Linked DNA regions of Homo sapiens: region 1 is linked to region 2. The links are chromatin loops, found by intact Hi-C in ENCODE. Cell type or tissue: gastrocnemius medialis. All regions are shown on one strand. Links, peaks and the distances in the headings refer to the core of each region. The heading gives the core; the rest is flanking DNA. Region 1 overlaps BCL2L13 (BCL2 like 13). Region 2 holds the start of LOC105372850 (a long non-coding RNA gene).

Region 1 (8,845 bases), core at 209-8,208, 100 kb after region 2:
TTCAAGCGATTCTCCTGCCCCCACCTCCTGAGTAGCCGGGATTATGGGTGTCTGCCACCATACCTGGCTAATTTTTGTATTTTTAGTAGAGACGGAGTTTTACCATGTTGGCGAGGCTGGTCTGGAACTCCTGACCTCTAGTGATCTGCCCGCCTTGGCCTCCCAAAGTGTTGGGATTACAGGCGTGAGCCACCGCGGGCAGTTGTAAGAATTCTTTATATGTTTTGGTCACCAGATTCTTATCAGATACATGATTGCTAGATATTTTCATTCATGCTATAGTTTGTCTTTTTACTTACTTTCTTGGCAGTATCCTTTGACATACAAACATTTTTAATTTTGGTGAATTCCAGTTTGTCTTTTTTTTTTTTTTTTTTTTTGAGAGCATGAGGAAGGGCTTGTAGTTGCCTATTCTTTTTTTTTTTTGAGACAGTCTCGCTCTGTCGCCCAGGCTGGAGTGCAGTGGCACTATCTTGGCTCATTGTAACCTCCGTCTCCCAGCTTCAAGCAATTCTTCCACCTCACCCTCCCAAGTAGCTGGGATTACAGGCGCACACCACGATGCCAGGCTAATTTTTTGTGTTTTTAGTAGAGATGGGGGTCTCACCATGTTGGCCAGACTGGTCTTGAACTCCTGACCTCAGATGATTTGCCCACCTCAGCCTCCCAAAGTGCTGGGATTACAGGCGTGAGCCACCGTGCCCTACCTGTCTTAACGTTTTTTTATTATGCTTTGAGTGTCTTATCTAAGAAACCATTGGCTAATACAAGGTCATGTACATTTTCACCTGTGTTTCCTTCTGAGAATTTTATAGTTTTAGCTTTTAAATTTAGGTCTTTGATCTGTGTTTTTTTTTTTTTCTCCTGAGATGGAGTCTCGCTCTGTCGCCCAGGCTGGAGTGCAGTGGTGCTGTCTCAGCTCACTGCAACCTCCACCTTCCTGGGTTCAAGCAATTCTCCTGCCTCAGCCTCCCAAGTAGCTGGGATTACAGGCATGCACCACAGGCGTGCACCACGATGCCTGGCTAATTTTTGTATTTTTAGTAGAGATGGGGTTTCACCATGTTGGCCAGGCTGGTCTCGAACTCCTGACCTCGTGATCCACCTGCCTTGGCCTCCCAAAGTGCTGGGATTACAGACGTGAGCCACTGCGCTTGGCCTGATCTGTTTTGAGTTAATTTTTACATATGGTTTGAAGTAGGGATTCAGATAAGTTCTTCTGCATAGTACTGTGGTTTCAGTGTCCCCTCAAATTCATATTGTAACTTAGCTCCCAATGTGGCAGTATTAGGAGATGAGGGCTTTTAGAGGTAATTGCATCTTGAGCACGTTGTCCTTGTCTTAGTTCATTTATATTGCTATAAAGGTACACCCGAGGCTGGGTAATTTATAAAGAAAAGAAGTTTATTTGGCTCCTGTTTCTTTCTTTTTTTTTTTTTTTTTTTTGAGACGGAGTCTCGCTCTGTCGCCCAGGCTGGAGTGCAGTGGTGCGATCTCAGCTCACTGCAAGCTCCGCCTCCCAGGTTCACGCCTTTCTCCTGCCTCAGCCTCCTGAGTAGCTGGGACTACAGGTGCTTGCCACCACACCCGGCTAGTTTTTTGTATTTTTAGTAGAGACGGGGTTTCACCATGTTAGCCAGGATGGTCTCAATCTCCTGACCTCGTGATCTGCCCGCCTCGGCCTCCCACAGTGCTGGGATTACAGGCGTGAGCCACCGCACCTGGCCTGGCTCTTGGTTCTTCAGGCTGTTTAAGAAGCATGGCACTGGCGTCTGCATCTGGTGAGGGCCTCAAACTGCTTCCACTCATGGTGAAAAGGGGAAGCTCATGTGTGCAGAGATCACATGACAAGAACAGAGGCCAGTGAGAATAGGAAGGGAGGTGCCATGCTCTTTTTAACAACTAGTTCTGGCAGAAAGGAACTGAGCAAGAACTCACTGAGAACCTTGAAGATGGTACCAGGTCATCCATGAGGGATGCACTCCCGTGACCCAAACACCTCCCATTAATCCCCACTTCCAGCATTTGGGATCAACTCTCAACATGAGATTTGGAGGGTTTAAACAAAGCAAAATATAGTAGCCGTTACAAATGGATTAATCCATTCGTGGGTTAATGGATTAATGAGTTATGTGAGTGGAACCAGTGGCTTTATTAGAAGAGGAAGAGAGACCTGGAGCTCACACATTAGCATGCTCAGCCCCCTCGCCATGTAATACTCTGTGCTGCCTCGGGACTCTGTTTGAGGTCAAAGGCAGCCCCTCAACCTTGGACTTCTCAGCCTCCAGAACTGTGAGAAATAAATTCCTTTTCTTTATAAACTATCCAGTTTCAGGTATTCTTTCATAAACAAAAGAAAATGGACTAATACACATGGGGATCTCTTGTTGTTGTCTCAGCACCATTTGTTGAAAAGTTATTCTTTCTCCCATTGGTTGACCTTGGTACCTTTCTCAAAAATCAATTGACCATATATGTATGGATTTATTTTTCCCTTCTCAATTCAATTCCATTGGTCTGTATACCTGTTGTTATACCATACTATTTTTATTGCTGTAGCTTTGTAGTAAATTTTGAAATTATGAAGTGTGAGCCCTTCAACTTTGTTCTTCCTTTTCCAAGATTGCTTTGACTATTCTGTGTCTCTTGCATTTCCATATTAATTTTAGGATTGGCTTGTCTATTTCTGGAAAAAACAGAGTTGGAATTTTGATGGGGATTACATTAATGTGTAGATCAATTTGGGGAGTCCTGCTATCTCAAATCAGCTTTTTTTTTTTTTTTTTTAAGACAGAGTTTCGCTCTTGTTGCCCAGGTTGGAGTGCAATGGCGTGATCTTGGCTCACCGCAACCTCTGCCTCCCAGGTTCAAGTGATTCTCCTGCCTCAGCCTCCCAAGTAGCTGGGATTACAGGCATGCGCCATCATGCCTGGCTTATTTTGTGTTCTTAGTAGAGATGGGGTTTCTCCATGTTGGTCAGGCTGGTCTCAAGCCCCCGACCTCGGCTGCTTCGGCCTCCCAAAGTGCTGGGATTACAGGCATGAGCCACTGCGCCCGGCTTACATCAGCTTTTCAAGGCAGATTTGTATAACCCAATTTGAAATTGAGCCATAATATATTATTTCCAGAGATGTGTACTGTTTCATTCTTATCTTAGCTTTTCTATCAGGAACAGAAGATGGTTGATCTCGACCACTGTGAAGCCAGACCTTGGGTGGTGCATGGTGGAATTCTGCATTCTTTTCCCTCAGATCTGTCCTCCATCAGTCTGTCTCCCAATCTGCAAGATGCTTAGGGGGTATGATAACGCTAGAACCTGAAAACTGCAATCATGATTGGCTGTCTGGAATTTGGTTGTTTAAAACAAAACAAAAGACTGGGCATAGTGGCTCACACCTGTAATGCCAGCACTTTGGGAGGCCGAGGTGGGCAGATCATGAGGTCAAGAGATCGAGACCATCCTGGCTAACATGGTGAAACCCTGTCTCTATTAAAAATACAAAAAATTGGCCGGGCACGGTGGTTCACACCTGTAATGCCAACACTTTGGGAGGCCGAGGTGGGTAGATCATGAGGTCAAGAGATCGAGACCATCCTGGCTAAGACGGTGAAACCCCTTCTCTACTAAAAATACAAAAAATTAGGTGGGTGTGATGGTGGGTGCCTGTAGTCCCAGCTACTGGGAAGGCCGAGGCAGGAGAATGGCGTGTACCCGGGAGACAGAGCTTGCAGTGAGCCAAGATCACGCCACTGCACTCCAGCCTGGGTGACAGAGCGAGACTCCATCTCAAAAAAAAAAAAAAAAAAAAAAAATTAGCCAGGAGTTGTGGCGGGCGCCTGTAGTCCCAGCTACTCAGGAGGCTGAGGCAGGGGAATCGCTTGAACCTGGGCAGCAGAGGTTGAAGTGAGTTGAGATCGCGCCATGCACTCCATTCTGGGCAACAGAGTGAGGCTACATCTCAAAAAAAAAAAAAAATCTTGCTCCTTTATTTATTTATTTTTTTTGTAGAGACATTTGTTTCGCCATGTTCCTCAGGCTGGTCTCAAACTTCTGAGCTCAGGCGATCTTTATGCCTTAGCCTCCCAAAGTGCCACTCTGCCCCAAACATCTGTTTTCTTTTTCAGACAGAGTCTCACACTCTTTCCCAGGCTGGAGTGGAGTGCAGTGGTGCAATCTCTGCTCACTGCAACCTCTGCCTTCTGGGTTCAAGCAATTCTCATGCCTCAGCCTCCTGAGTAGCTGGGATTAAAGGAGCGCGCCATCACGCCCAGCCAATTTTTGTATTTTTAGTAGAGATGTCATTTCACCATGTTGGCCAGGCTGGTGTCAAACTCCTGACCTCAGGTGATCCGCTCGCCTTGGCCTCCCAGAATGCTGGGATTACAGGCATGAGCCACTGTGCCCGGCCAACATCTGGTTTCTTAATTGCTGGTCCAGTAAGGTATATTTTGAGGTATTTGTTTTTGCTATTTAATGAACAATTGAACCATTCTGTCTATATGTTCAATGGACCTTTTTGATTTGATTGTAATTATTTGGACTGCCTAGAGTGTTATCGCAAGGCTAATTGCCTGAATACTTGCTAAAACAAAGATCATGGAGCTCTACCCTAGACCTACAGGACCAGATACTGCATGCTAGGACTTGGGAATCTATAATTTAATGTGTTTTATAGGTAATTTAAATGTGTTTCCAGTTTGGGGAACCATAGATTTCGAAAGTATTTTGCTCTGGGAGCTCTAGTCCATTCAACTTGGCTAAACTTGTTAATCTTCTATTCACTTTGATAGCTCTGAATGAATTTTAGGGCTGGAATATAATGATTACTGACTCACTTGACTTCATTTGAAACAAGTGGGTGGGACTTAGTGTGCTAAAGTCTGTTTATCTTTGAAATATTTGTATCTTGGTTTATAGTCCAGAATTTATGCAGCATTGGCCCCACTGCGTAGCTCTGTGCTTTAGAAAAACTAGGTGGAGAGGATTAATTAAATGCAAATCACTGAATCTCTCTGTGTCACTGGTCAGCTAAATAAATAGCCTTTGTGTCCTAACAGCAGCAGACATTTTCTGGTTTAGGTTTTCCACATGGTTTATTATGAAGTATGACAACTTGTCATGTGTAATCAGCATCACATTAGTCTCAAGAGAATAAGCTCTCCTTTAATCAGCTGCTTTTCTTTAATCTGGTGGGGTGAGGCATATGGTAACCATGACATTTTTGTCATTTGCTTTGTGGGATGGTGGTGGTATTGATGGTGGTGTGATTGGATGTGTGTGGGTGTATGTATGTTTTGGGTATGTAGATTTTCCAAAAAGGGGCAGATGACAGATGGCAGATAAAGCATTCATGTATTCCTTGTCACTGTGCGTCAAAAATTATAGTCGTATGTCCTGGGAGTCAATAATAATTCTATTTACCAGAATATGTAGTTTCTAATGTTATTTCTCTGTTATTTATTAGAACTTGGGCTAGTCATTAAATTCTCTGAAGTCTCATATTCTTTATGTAATGAGGATAGACTTGACAGCCTTTACAGACTATAAACCTGTAAAGTTCTATGATTCAGTCACTGATTAAACTCTCATAAGTATGCAAGTAATAGTGGAGGTCTTATTCTTTCCATTCCTAGTTCTCAGTATCTCCATCGTGACTCATCGCCATAAATAAATGCTCTATTTATCTTCCTATCTATGCAGTTGGTCTGTTGTCATATTTGCCTGATGCAATATGACTTCTCATTTTCTTTTCTTTCTTTTTTTTTTTTTTTTTTGAGACAGAGCCTCACTCCGTCACTGTCACCCAGGCTGGAGTGCAGTGGTGCGATCTCGGCTCACTGCAAGCTCTGCCTCCCAGATTCATGCCATTCACCTGCCTCAGGCTCCTGAGTAGCTGGAACTACAGTCGCCCACTACCATGCCTGGCAATTTTTTTTTTTTTTTTTGTATTTTTAGTAGAGATGGGGTTTCACTGTGTTAGCCAGACTGGTCTCGATCTCCTGACCTCGTGATCCGCCTGCCTCGGCCTCCCAAAGTGCTGGGATTACAGGCATGAGCCACTGCGCCCGGCCTTATTTCTTTTACCTTTTGTCATTTGAGCTGTCCTCAAAATATACTGATAACTTTGTATTTTTTATTTATTTGTATTTTTAAGCTACACCTGCTGGAATGGGAACTTTGTATTTTTTTAATTCCTTTGAATTTATTTATAATTCTTATTTTATTGTGTTTTTTTAAGTGTCTCCTCTCCCTAGCGAGGTTGCCATGTATACATAGAGAATACAGTGAGCTTTTCATCTGTACATATAAATCTTTACGTTGTAACTCTAAGTTTTTATCATAGTAGATAGTGGTAGCTGTCAAGTATTTGAATATTTTTTTAGTCCATATTTCACACAAGTCTAGGACAAAGGAAGTATATCCCAAAGTGTTTGTAATCTGTTTAGAATGATGATAATAAAGTACAAAATCATCAAACAGCATAGGATAGTGTATTTTTAAGTGTTAAACTTTGTGACACAGACTAAATGTATAAATGTTTAAGGTCAGTGATAGACCTGTAAACATAATAGTCAGTGAAGACATTTTGAAGTAGAGAGTTACATTGGTTTTTCAAGGATAGACAGAATTTGAATTATCAGGAAACAGAAGGACAGTTTATGTTGAGCAAAAATGTAGAATAATATGTTTGAGGTTTTTGTTTGTTTTGTTTTTTAGAGATAGGTTCTTGCTGGCGGGGCACAGTGGCTTACGCACTTTGGGAGGCTGAGGCGGGCGGATCACAAGGTCAGGAGTTCAAGACCAGCCTGGCCAACATAGTGAAACCCTGTCTCTACTAAAAATATAGGAAATTAGCCAGGCATGGTTCCGGGCGCCTGTAATCCCAGCTACTAGGGAGGCTGAGGTGGGAAAATCATTTGAACCCAGGAGGCGGAGGTTGCAGTGAGTAGAGATCGTGCCACTGCACTCCAGCCTGGGCAACCGTGTGAGACTCTGTCTCAAAAAAAAAAAAAAAAAGAAAGAAAGAAATGAGTTCTTGCTATGTTGCCCAGGCTGGAGTGCAGTGGCTACTCACAGGCATGATTATAGCACACTATGGCCTCAAACTCCTGAGCTCAAGGGGTCTTCCTGCCTAGGCCTCCCAAGTAGCTGGGACTGTAACATGCTACTGCATCTGGCTTGTTTTGTTAGATAGTGAGAAATTGGCAGTGAGTTCATACTGGATGCAAATAGTAATACTTTTTTAAAAAATTCCTTACCACATATAATTTAATGTGGCTTATGATGCATAATGGAAAAATCCAAATAGTAAATAAAAAAATCAGGAGTAGGAAAATTGTACATGTCTATAGTAGGAATAACAGATCATAGATAGGTAAGTAGTCTGTGAGATCCTCTACAATTATACTAGTGCTGAGCTGTGAATTTGGTTCTTGGGAAAGCCAAATACATACATACATACATATGTATACACACACACACACACATATATATACTATAAAACAGAGGGTATATTTAGTTCCAGGAATCTTTTACCCCTATAATTTAGAAGCTATACTAGTTCCTTTTGGTTGGAAAATAGTTTTTTAAAAGATTTCTTTTTTCCCACTAAGAGCTTTATAACATAGGACACAGAAATGCAGTAGAAAATGTTGTCAATATCGGCCAGACGCGGTGGCTCACTCCTGTAATCCCAGCACTTTGGGAGACCAGGGTGGGCAAATCATGAGGTCTACAATTCAAACCTTGTAGAAAAATGGATCCAATAGGTTATATTATCTGCAAGAAGTCTAAAACGTGTAGGTGTTCTGAGTTTCTGATTAAGGGGAGGTCAAGAGTAGAATGATAGATATTAAGTTAGAAATGTTTTTGTGGAATAGAGGGCTAACTTTTTTCAGCCTGGTTGTTATTTCTGTTTCTGTCATTGAAGTATGTTTGAAGGAGTGTTAGTAGCTACAAGAAGGATTGATTTCTCTTAAAAGCACGTTCATTCACTGTAGCTTATGACAGTGATTGATCAAAATTCTTACATTGTTGAGTATGACAGAGATTACCTTAGCCTGGAAAAAAATTGAAGGCAAGTCCATTAGAGGCAAGCCACCCTTGGAAACAGGTTGCAGAACATCTGGTATTCAGGAATACAGCTTTTTAGTAAAACTTCCCCAATCAATTTGTTGTGCAATGTCCAACAAATTTAAGCAACACATATTAAGCCATTCTCTCTAGCAGCAATTGAAGAGCAAGAATAACTGCCTGTCAAGATTTCTCCTAGTTTGTGTTAAAACAGCCTTATTTTATATTACATGGCATTATCTAAACTGACAGAGGTTGTCCTGCTATTCCTACCTTTCACAGTGTGGAAAGCAGGTTCTGTATAAGCATCTTTGATTAAAAATCTGTGATGAGCTAATTTCTGTTCACAGAGATAAGGGGCCAGGAAAGATAATTATCTAATAATACAATTTTAGAGCATGAAAAGAATTGGTGAGTGGGAGCACCTGTCGATTGGGCATTTATCTCATTACTCTTCACAACTACCCTTTGTGGTGGGTATTATTTTCCCATTTTATATAAGAGGAGAGACGGTGGCTCACGCCTGTAATCCCAGCACTTCGGGAGGCTGAGGCAGGCGGATCACTTCAGGTCAGGAGTTCGAGACCAGCCTGGCCAACATGGCAGAACCCTATCTCTACTAAAAACAAAAAAAAATAGGCAGGTGTGGTGGCACACGCCTGTACTCCCAGCTACTTGGGAGGCTGAGGTGGGAGAATTGCTTGAACCCAGGAGGTGGAGGTTGCAGTGAGCCGAGACTGCACCACTGCACTCCAGCCTGGGTGACAGAGC
Region 2 (8,845 bases), core at 585-8,584:
CAGCCTCATTTCAGATTAATTACAATCCTGTTACATGGATGTCCCATTCCCCTTTTATGAAAAAAGCACTAAAGTAGCTTCCCTAAAGTGTATTACTTCATAATTTAGGAGCTGGAATCTGAACGTGCATCTGACTTCAAAGTATCCAGTGCTGATTCTTCACCTCTCCCAGATCCTTCGCCTGGCAGCAGGGCCCTGTTTCATCTAGACCCAACGTGGTTTAACAGCCTTTTGCCCCAAATTAGACAATTTGCCAGTGGATCTCCATTTTACCTCTCTATCCTTGCTTTTATAATTCCATCAACATCTTTGCCTTTCCTCCAACCCAAAATCAATTGCCACTTTCTTCCTGAAACCTTTCCATGTCTCCAAAACTCCAAGAAACCTTCCTTAACTCAAGCAGCATTGAGTTCACAACTCACTTGTAGGAATGCTTGTTCCTTGGTGCCGTAAAGAAATAGCACTTGAATATAAATTTAATTTTTTTAGTAAGGCCATTTTTATACTTTCTGCAGAAAGGGTACACTTGCTAGCAGTTTTGTCACGAGAGTATACTGAACAAAGGAGACAGGGTCGTTTATAACCTGATGGGTCTACTTTATTGCTGTCTGGTTTTTTTGGCTGGAATGGGACTTTATATTTTGTATTTGTTTTGATTGGCTAGTAACTTACAACTTTTTAAAAGAGGCAAAGGCAGAGGAGAATAGGCCAGGTGCGATGGCTCACACCTATAATCCCAGCACTTTGGGAGGCTGAGGCGGGCGGATCACGAGGTCAGGAGATCAAGACCATCCTGGCTAACATGGTGAAACCCCGTCTCTACTAAAAAAATACAAAAAAGTTAGCCGGGTGTGGTGGTGGGCACCTGTAGTCCCAGCTACTCGGGAGGCTGAGGCAGGAGAATGGCGTGAACGTGGGAGGCTGAGCTTGCAGTGAGCCGAGATGGCACCACTGCCCTCCAGCCTGGGTGACAGAGCAAGACTCCATCTCAAAAAAAAAAAAAAAGGCAGATGAGAATAAAGGAAGGAGGAAGGAACTTGTGGAATATCGAGAAAGGTAAAAACACCTTTAAATAAGGAAGAGGAACAGGCTATGACCTAATGTTTGTTTGGACCAGTATAAGTATGGCAGGGCAAATATTGAGGCTAAACTGTGGGAGCCGAGAATATAAAGTACATCTTTTTTTTTTTTTTTTTTTTTTTTTTGAGACAGTCTCACTCTGTCACCCAGGCTGGAGTGCAGTGGTGCGATCTCGGCTCACTGCAAGCTCTGCGTCCCGGATTCACGCCATTCTCCTGCCTCAGCCTCCCGAGTAGCTGGGACTACACGCGCCTGCCACCACGCCTGACTAATTTTTTGTATTTTTAGTAGAAACAGGGTTTCACCGTGTTAGCCAGGATGGTCTCAGTCTCCTGACCTTGTGATCCACCTGCTTCGGCCTCCCAAAGTTCTGGGATTACAGGCGTGAGCAACCGTGCCCGGCCTGTATAAAGTACATTGATTTTTTTTATTATGGCTGGTAGATATTTAAGAATGTTAGCACAGGTCTTTGAATAAATTTTGCTTTTAAGAGAAATTACTACTTATTTTTAATTAGATGGGGAGGAAAGTCTTTTAAGAGGAACCTCTTCTTTACTTTTTTTTTTTTTGAGATGGAGTCGCCCAGCCTGTAGCCAGGCTGGAGGGCAGTGGCGCGATCCCAGGTCACTGCAAGCTCCGCCTCCTGGGTTCACGCCATTCTCCTGCCTCCGCATCCCGAGTAGCTGGGACTACAGGCGCCCGCCACCACGCCCAGCTAATTTTTTGTATTTTTAGTAGACACGGGGTTTTACCATGTTAGCCAGGATGGTCTCCATCTCCCGACCTCGTGATCCGCCCGCCTCGGCCTCCCAAAGTGCTGGGATTACAGGCGTGAGCCACCGCGCCCAGCCCTCTTCTTTGCTTTTTACACTTGTAACATTCTTAAGCATTGAGAATGTGCCAAAACTACATTGCAGCCCTCCTGCAGCTGAGCACGTGATAGCCCCCAACAAATACATGCAAAGTGAAAGGAAAATGTGTTCCTGCAGGGAGGATGCCTCCCAGGATCATTGAAATAGCCGGTTATCAGCAGTAAGAAAAGTGCATGAGACTGAGAAGCAGAGATTTGCTTCTGGCACCAAATGTCTTGCAAAAGTGTTTGCGTTGCATTGATTTTCAGTGTTTGTCCTCCTCCCTGGCTTCCAGGTCTCTGAGTGGGCGGTGAATCTCCCCTCACCCCCAAGCTGCCTTGTTAAAATCTTTTCCCAGCCTGGACTTTTTGTCCGAGTCATACTAGCCACCAAGTAAACAGCAACCTACTTGCCACCTGGGGAGGTGCAGCGTGGCTTGACTGGATAGTAGCCTCTTTGGGTTTTGCTTCAAACCCAACCTATTTGAAGGTGCAGTGTGCGGTGAGAGTCTGGAACCCTGCAGTGGTGATGAGGGGGAGGCAGAGGGAGGGAAACTGACCACAGAAGGGAAAACCAGTCCAAGCTGGCTGACACTGAAAGCCACCTCTCCCTGCAGCTCAGCAGCGATCTGAACTATATCCTGGGTTCCAGAAAAGGCAGAGGTTCTTACCGAAAGCAGGTAAGTGTCTTGTCTGTCTGCATCAAGCTCAGAGTTGGTAGGAAAAGACTCTTCTAGCAAATAAACCATTGGGGGAAAGGGGAAGAGCAGCCAGTGGGACAGGGACACTCATCCCATTTGTTGGATAGAGTCAGAAGGGGTGGGCACGAGGAAGTGGCCGCCCCTGACCATGGGGTATCCCAGGCAACATCCAAGCCAGGAAGCAAGTGATTTTCTTGGCAATAAGTCAAGAACTGGCTCCTGGCTACTAGTGTGAGGGGCTCATTCCTGGGAACACTCACCCTTGCTCTGCTAATAAGAGGAAGTAGGCGGGGACGTGGTCATCACCCTGAGGCCCCCAACCCAGCTCCTCACAGTGGGAATAAATGAGCACAGCTCTACAGTGGAGCCAGCAGTCTCGTGACAAGTCTGACAGCAAAGTCAGATGGGGAGTCATTGTGGCTTCTTGATTTGAGGATGCTTACTGGATGCCTCTGCGCCGTGGCCAGGATACTGCCCCAAGACTTTTTGTTGTTGTTGAGACAGTTTTACTCTGTCGCCCAGGCTGGAGTGCTGTGGCATGATGGCGGCTCACCGCAACCTCCGCCTCCTGGGTTCAAGCAATTCTCCTGCCTCAGCCTCCCGAGTAGCTGGGACTACAGGTGCATGCCACTATGCCTGGCTAATTTTTTTTTCTATTAGTAGAGATGGGGCTTCAGCATGTTGGCCAGGCTGGTCTCGAACTCCTAACCTCAGGTGATCTGCCCGCCTTGGCCTCCCAAAGTGCTAGGATTACAGGCGTGAGCCACCGTGCCCAGCCTCAAGACCGTCTTAACTCACAAATAACTGGTAATTTTCATGGGGAAGCAAGTCAGTGTCAATGTAATGCAGTAAGTGCTGCAACTGAATATTCAATGGGTTAACAGGAGAGGGCTCCTAGCCAAGAATGGGGTGACTCCAGAAAGGCATGTGGGAGGAGGTGACGTCTGAGCTGAAGCCCAAAGAACAGTTTGTAAATCACTGGGTTTGGATGCGGAAAGAGTGTCCTGGGTGAAGGGGACAGTATGTGCAAGACTCGGAAGCAAGACTGACGTGTTCCGAAAGCAAAAGTTGAAAGCAGGGGGTGAGGGAGAGGAAAACCAGGGCAGGTTGTGCGGGAGTGGGAGCCTGTCCCGAGAGCCGTGGGAAGGCAGCCCCCGCGCCCTTTCACCCACTTGGCCGTTTGGAAGGTGGATTTGAAGGCAACAAGGCTGAAGGCAAGGAGCTGAGTTAGGAGCCCTCAGGCATCCGGAGGGACAATCTGTGGTGATCTAGCAGTGGCTGCACAGAAGGGGAAGCCAGAGGAGTCAAGCCAAGGGAATGGGACGTTTTTAAACAGGAAGAACGAAAAGCTATGTGATCTGAGGAGCTTGGAAAACTCCAGCACGCTCCTCCCTGCAGCTCAGCAGCTAGTATCATTTCTCTAAATAGTGTGTCTTGTTCACAATATGACCCTCAGTTACAATGTATTAAGAATCACTTCTCCAGCCGGGGCGCAGTGGCTCAGGCCTGTAATTCCAGCACTTTGGGGAGCTGATGTGGGCAGATCACTTGAGGCTGACGAGTTCAAGACCAGCCTGGACAACAGGGTAAAAATGCACAAATTAGCCGGGCGTGATGGAGCACGCCTGTAATCCTAGCTACTTGGGAGGCTGAGGCAGAACTGTTTGAACCCAGAAGGCAGAGGTTGCAGTGAGCCAAGGTCACACCACCGCACTCCAGCCTGGGCAATGCAGTGAGACTGTCTCAAAAAGAAAAAAAAAAAAAAAAGTCTGGGCCCAAGGCAGACGGATCAGTTGAGGTGAGGAGTTTGAGACCACCCTGGCCAACATGGTGAAACCCCGTATTTACTAAAATACAAAAATTAGCCGGGCATGGTGGCTCGTGCCTGTAATCGCAGCTACTGGGAGGCTGAGGCAGGAGAATCGCTTGAACCTAGGAGGCGGAGGTTGCAGTGAACCGAGATCATGCCCCTGCACTCTAGCCTGGGCAACAGAGCAAGACTCCCGTCTCAGAAAAAAAAAACAAAAAACTTTGCCAGGTGTGGTGGTGCGTGCCTGTAATCCCAGCTACTCAGGAAGCTGAGGCAGGAGAATCACTGGAACCTGGGAGGCAGGGGTTGCAGCGAGCCGAGATCACGCCACTGCACTCCAGCCTGGGCAACAGAGTGAGACTCCATCTCAAAAAAAGGAGAATCGGCTGGGCACAGTGGCTCACCCCTGTAATCCCAGCACTTTGGGAGGCCAAGGTGGGCGGATCACCTGAGATCGGGAGTTCAAGACCAGCCTGACCAACATGGAGAAACCACATCTCTACTAAAAATACAGAAATATAGGTGGGCATGCTGGCGCATGCCTGTAATCTCAGCTACTCAGGAGGCTGAGGCAGGAGAATTGCTTGAACTCTGGAGGTGAAGGTTGCAGTGAGCCGAGATCGTGCCATTGCACTCCAGCCTGGGCAACAAGAGCAAAACTCCATCTCAAAAAAAAAAAAAAGAATCACTTTTCCACTGGGTGTGGTGTCTCACGCCTGTAATCCCAGCACTTTGAGTGGTTGAGGTGGGATTACTGTTTGAGCCCAGGCATTCATGACCAGCCTTAGCAACATGGCGAGACCCCATCTCTACAAATAAATTTTTTTTTTTTTTTTTTTTTTGAGACGGAGTCTCGCTTTGTCGCCCAGGCTGGAGTGCAGTGGCGCGATCTCGGCTCACTGCAAGCTCCGCCTCCCGGGTTCACACCATTCTCCTGCCTCAGCCTCCCGAGTAGCTGGGACTACAGGCGCCCGCCACCACGCCCGGCTAATTTTTTGTATTTTTAGTAGAGACGGGGTTTCACCGTGTTAGCCAGGATGGTCTCAATCTCCTGACCTCGTGATCCGCCCGCCTCGGCCTCCCGAAGTGCTGGGATTACAGGCATGAGCCATGGCGCCCAGCCCTCTACAAATAATTTTTTAAAAATTAACCGGGCGTGATGGTGCACACCTGTAGTCTCAACAACCCAGGAGGCTGAGGCGGGAGGATCCCTTGAGTCAAGGAAGTTGAGGCTGCAGTGAGCCAAGATCACGCCACTGCACTCTAGCCTGGGCAACAGAGTGAGACCTTTTACAGTTTTCTGTACCTTCTGGATTTTCTACTATTTTTTCTATTACTTTAAGCACTTTAAGAAAGGGAGCAGATGTTCATTAGTAACAAAAAGTCATGGATCATTCCTGTTAGCTCATTATTTTCTAGCAAAACAGACAGGGTGGGCCACAGGTTAGTTCTGGTGGTGGGATTCAGGCAGGGGTGGCCGGAGTAGCCTCTGAATGCTGCTGAGTGGTGAGATCAGTTGACAGTGCTGCACCTCCTCTCTGACTTCCTCCCCACTTCCCCCCAAAACCTGTCTGCTTCTGACTCTACACCAGAACCATCCTTAGCCACCTCCACGTTTGAAAAATAGAGTCTGGAGTGGTGAGGAGGTAGGACTCAGTATCTGGAAATACTCCTGGAAATGGGGCACCTGGGGGCTGGAGGACTAGCCCAAGGCCAGCCACGGCAGCATGGTGTCTACAGCTGAGGTGTTCTTTCTGTCAAGCCGGTGTGCCTGCTGGCTGACTTCCTTCCCACAGTGCTGAGGAGAGAGTTCCCGAAGCCCCACTGACCCCATCTCTCTCCTTCCCTGCAGGCAGCTTCGGTTCCTAACTTGCATCCTTCATTCCTCACCTCAGAGCTGAGACAGCTCCATGGTTCTCTGCGGTTCAGCCCTGGACAGTCACCAAGGCTCTCTACAAAGTTCTCTCCCAGTAACCCTTGTTCTCTACCCCTTCTCCCTAATCCCTCCCTCTCCACTTCATTGTTTTACTCTGAAGGGTCTCCTAATTGGCCTCTCACTGACTCCCCTCAACCCATTCTTCCAGAATAACTGTCCTCATACTACATTCAATGTGGTATTTTCCCCCTTAAAAGCATTCAGTGTGGCTCACGCCTGTAATCCCGACACTTCGGGAGGTGGAGGTGTGCGGATCAGCTGAGCTCAGGAGTTCAAGACCAGTCTGGGCAACATGGCAAAACCCATCTCTACAAAAATTTTTTTTAAAAAAATAGCCTGACATGGTGTCATACACCTATGGTCCCAACTCCTTGGGAGGCTGAGGTGGGAGGATCGCTTGAGCCTGGGAAGCAGAGGTTGCAGTGAGCTGAGATTGCGCCACGGCGCTCCACCCTGGGCAACAGAGCCAGATCTTGTCCCCTGAAAAAAAGAAGTATTCAGTGTTTTGTTACTGCCTACAGGATCACATTTAAAAATTCACTTTTCATGTTGTGAAAATGCCAATCAAAAAGAAAACAAAAAAATTCCCTTTTAGGAGGGCACATGCTGTCTCTAGCCACCCAGGCTCCCCACGTGTGGCCTAACCTGCCTTTGCAGCCTCCTTCCCACAGTTCTGTTCCCTGAACCCTCTGCTCACACCAAGCCCACATCCAGGGTCTGCACGCCCCACCTTCTGCTTTTAAATGCTTCCTTATTCTTTTTTTTTTTTATTTTTTTTTTTGAGATGGAGTCTTGCTCTGTCGCCCAGGCTAGAGTGCAATGGCGTCGTTTCGGCTCACTGCAATCACCACCTCCCGGGTTCAAGCGATTCTCCTGCGTCAGCCTCCCGAGCAGTTGGGATTACAGGCACGTGCCATCACGTCTCGCCTGACTGATTTTTGTGTTTTTAGTAGAGACGGAGTTTCACTATGTTGGCCAGGCTGGTCTCGAACTCCTGACCTCCTGATCCACCCACCCTCGGCCTCCCAGAATGCTGGTATCACAGGCGTGAGCCACTGTGCCTGGCCAATGTTCCCTTTATTATTATTATTATTATTATTTATATATGTATTTTTTGAGATGGAGTCTCGCTCTGTCGCCCAGGCTAGAGTGCAGTGGTGCGATCTCAACTCACTGCAACCTCCGCCTCCCAGGTTCAAGCGATTCTCCTGCCTCAGCCTTCTGAGTACCTGGGATTACAGACATGCATCACCACGCCCAGCTAATTGTTACATTTTTAGTAGAGACCGGGTTTCACCACATTGGCCAGGCTAGTCTCAAACTCGTGACCTCAGGTGATCCACCTGCCTCGGCCTCCCACAGTGCTGGGATTACAGGTGTGAGCCACTGTGCCCCGTGCTCTCTTATTCTTTAAGTCCCACTTCTCCAAGCCAGCCCTTAGTGACTCTGCACACCTCTGAGCCTTTCAGCACGCACTGTCTAAGCCGCTCAGTTGCCATTAAATGGAATGTGAGGGTTTTAAAAATGTATTTATTAAGCACTCTTTGGTTACCAAGTTACAGAACTCTACTATCTTAAGACAATAAGTCACCTCATTAGAAGCATAGTGGGAGACCCTTTTTGTGGTCAAGGTCAGGAATAAAGTGGATCGCTGTGCAGTAATAAGGCAGAAGTCTCTCCCGCCTTGCATCATCTCTGCGGGTCTGCTTTATTTATCTCTGTTTCCTCAATCATGTGACAAGTTTGCTGATGGGCCCCAAGTTTTATCTGTTACAGGTAAAATGCCCCTAAAAGAGGCTGCATACACTTTAAAAATTCCTATGGAAGGGGTTGAATCATTCAGCTTAAGTCAGGTCTCCATCCTTACACAGTGAACAGTAGCCAGGGGATGGAGTTCCAGGGACGTGGCAGTTCCCAGTGCAACTAACCCGGAATAGCAAGGGGGAAAGGGCAAGTCCTAGAATGGGGTATGCTCACCCACTGCATTCCACCTTTTGACACTAAGAACATGCAAACATGCTATTTCCCGTGTATCAAATTTCTTCTTCTCAATATGATTCAGTTATCACATGTAAATTGTGAATGCACTTGTCTTCCCAGTGCACAGTGACACAATGTCATGGCCAGATGCTGCATCCCAAGGCGGTGACAGGGAGCCTCTGTCTTCCAGCTGGCTGCTTTTCTAGTCCTTTCCCACTTTGTTTCCAAAGAGTTCCAGATGTGTTTTCTCATTGTTCTGCATCCCAGCACTTAGATGATCTTTTCTACCCCAATACCCCCTACACCCTCTAAATTCCTTCAGAAAAGAAGGTAGAGGAGGCCGGGCATGGTGGCTCATGCCTGTAATCCCAGCACTTTGGGAGGCTGAGGCGGGCAGATCAGGAGGTGAGGAGATGGAGACCATCTTGGCCAACATGGTGAAACCCCATCTCTACTAAAAATACAAAAATTAGCCATTCGTGGTGGTG

What was found. Peaks named below come from ENCODE experiments on the same cell type or tissue, not always from the same donor. Only the 100,000 strongest peaks of a DNase experiment are listed, where the experiment ranks them.
Region 1: a loop joins it to region 2, with 3 times the contacts of the local background. A loop is called at or near these places in 1 of 110 quality-filtered maps.

The regions. Positions count from the first base shown.
Region 1 is chr22:17,667,605-17,676,449 of GRCh38, forward strand. All of the region lies in intron 2 of BCL2L13 (BCL2 like 13), which reads left to right. Among named protein-coding and RNA genes, the nearest start is that of BCL2L13, 33 kb to the left of the region's middle. In gastrocnemius medialis, for the core only: no CTCF peak of the experiment used is centred there; DNase peaks (open chromatin) are centred at 4,297 and 5,837; H3K27ac peaks cover 6,286 bases.
Region 2 is chr22:17,567,377-17,576,221 of GRCh38, forward strand. It overlaps SLC25A18 (solute carrier family 25 member 18), which reads left to right. Exons shown (of 11, transcript NM_031481.3): 2 at 2,548-2,610. LOC105372850 (a long non-coding RNA gene) reads right to left here and starts at 2,702. Exons shown (of 3, transcript XR_001755420.2): 1 at 2,602-2,702. RefSeq lists enhancers at 1,293-2,044, 2,045-2,795. In gastrocnemius medialis, for the core only: no CTCF peak of the experiment used is centred there; DNase peaks (open chromatin) are centred at 2,939, 3,645 and 8,515; H3K4me3 peaks cover 2,168 bases; H3K27ac peaks cover 5,140 bases.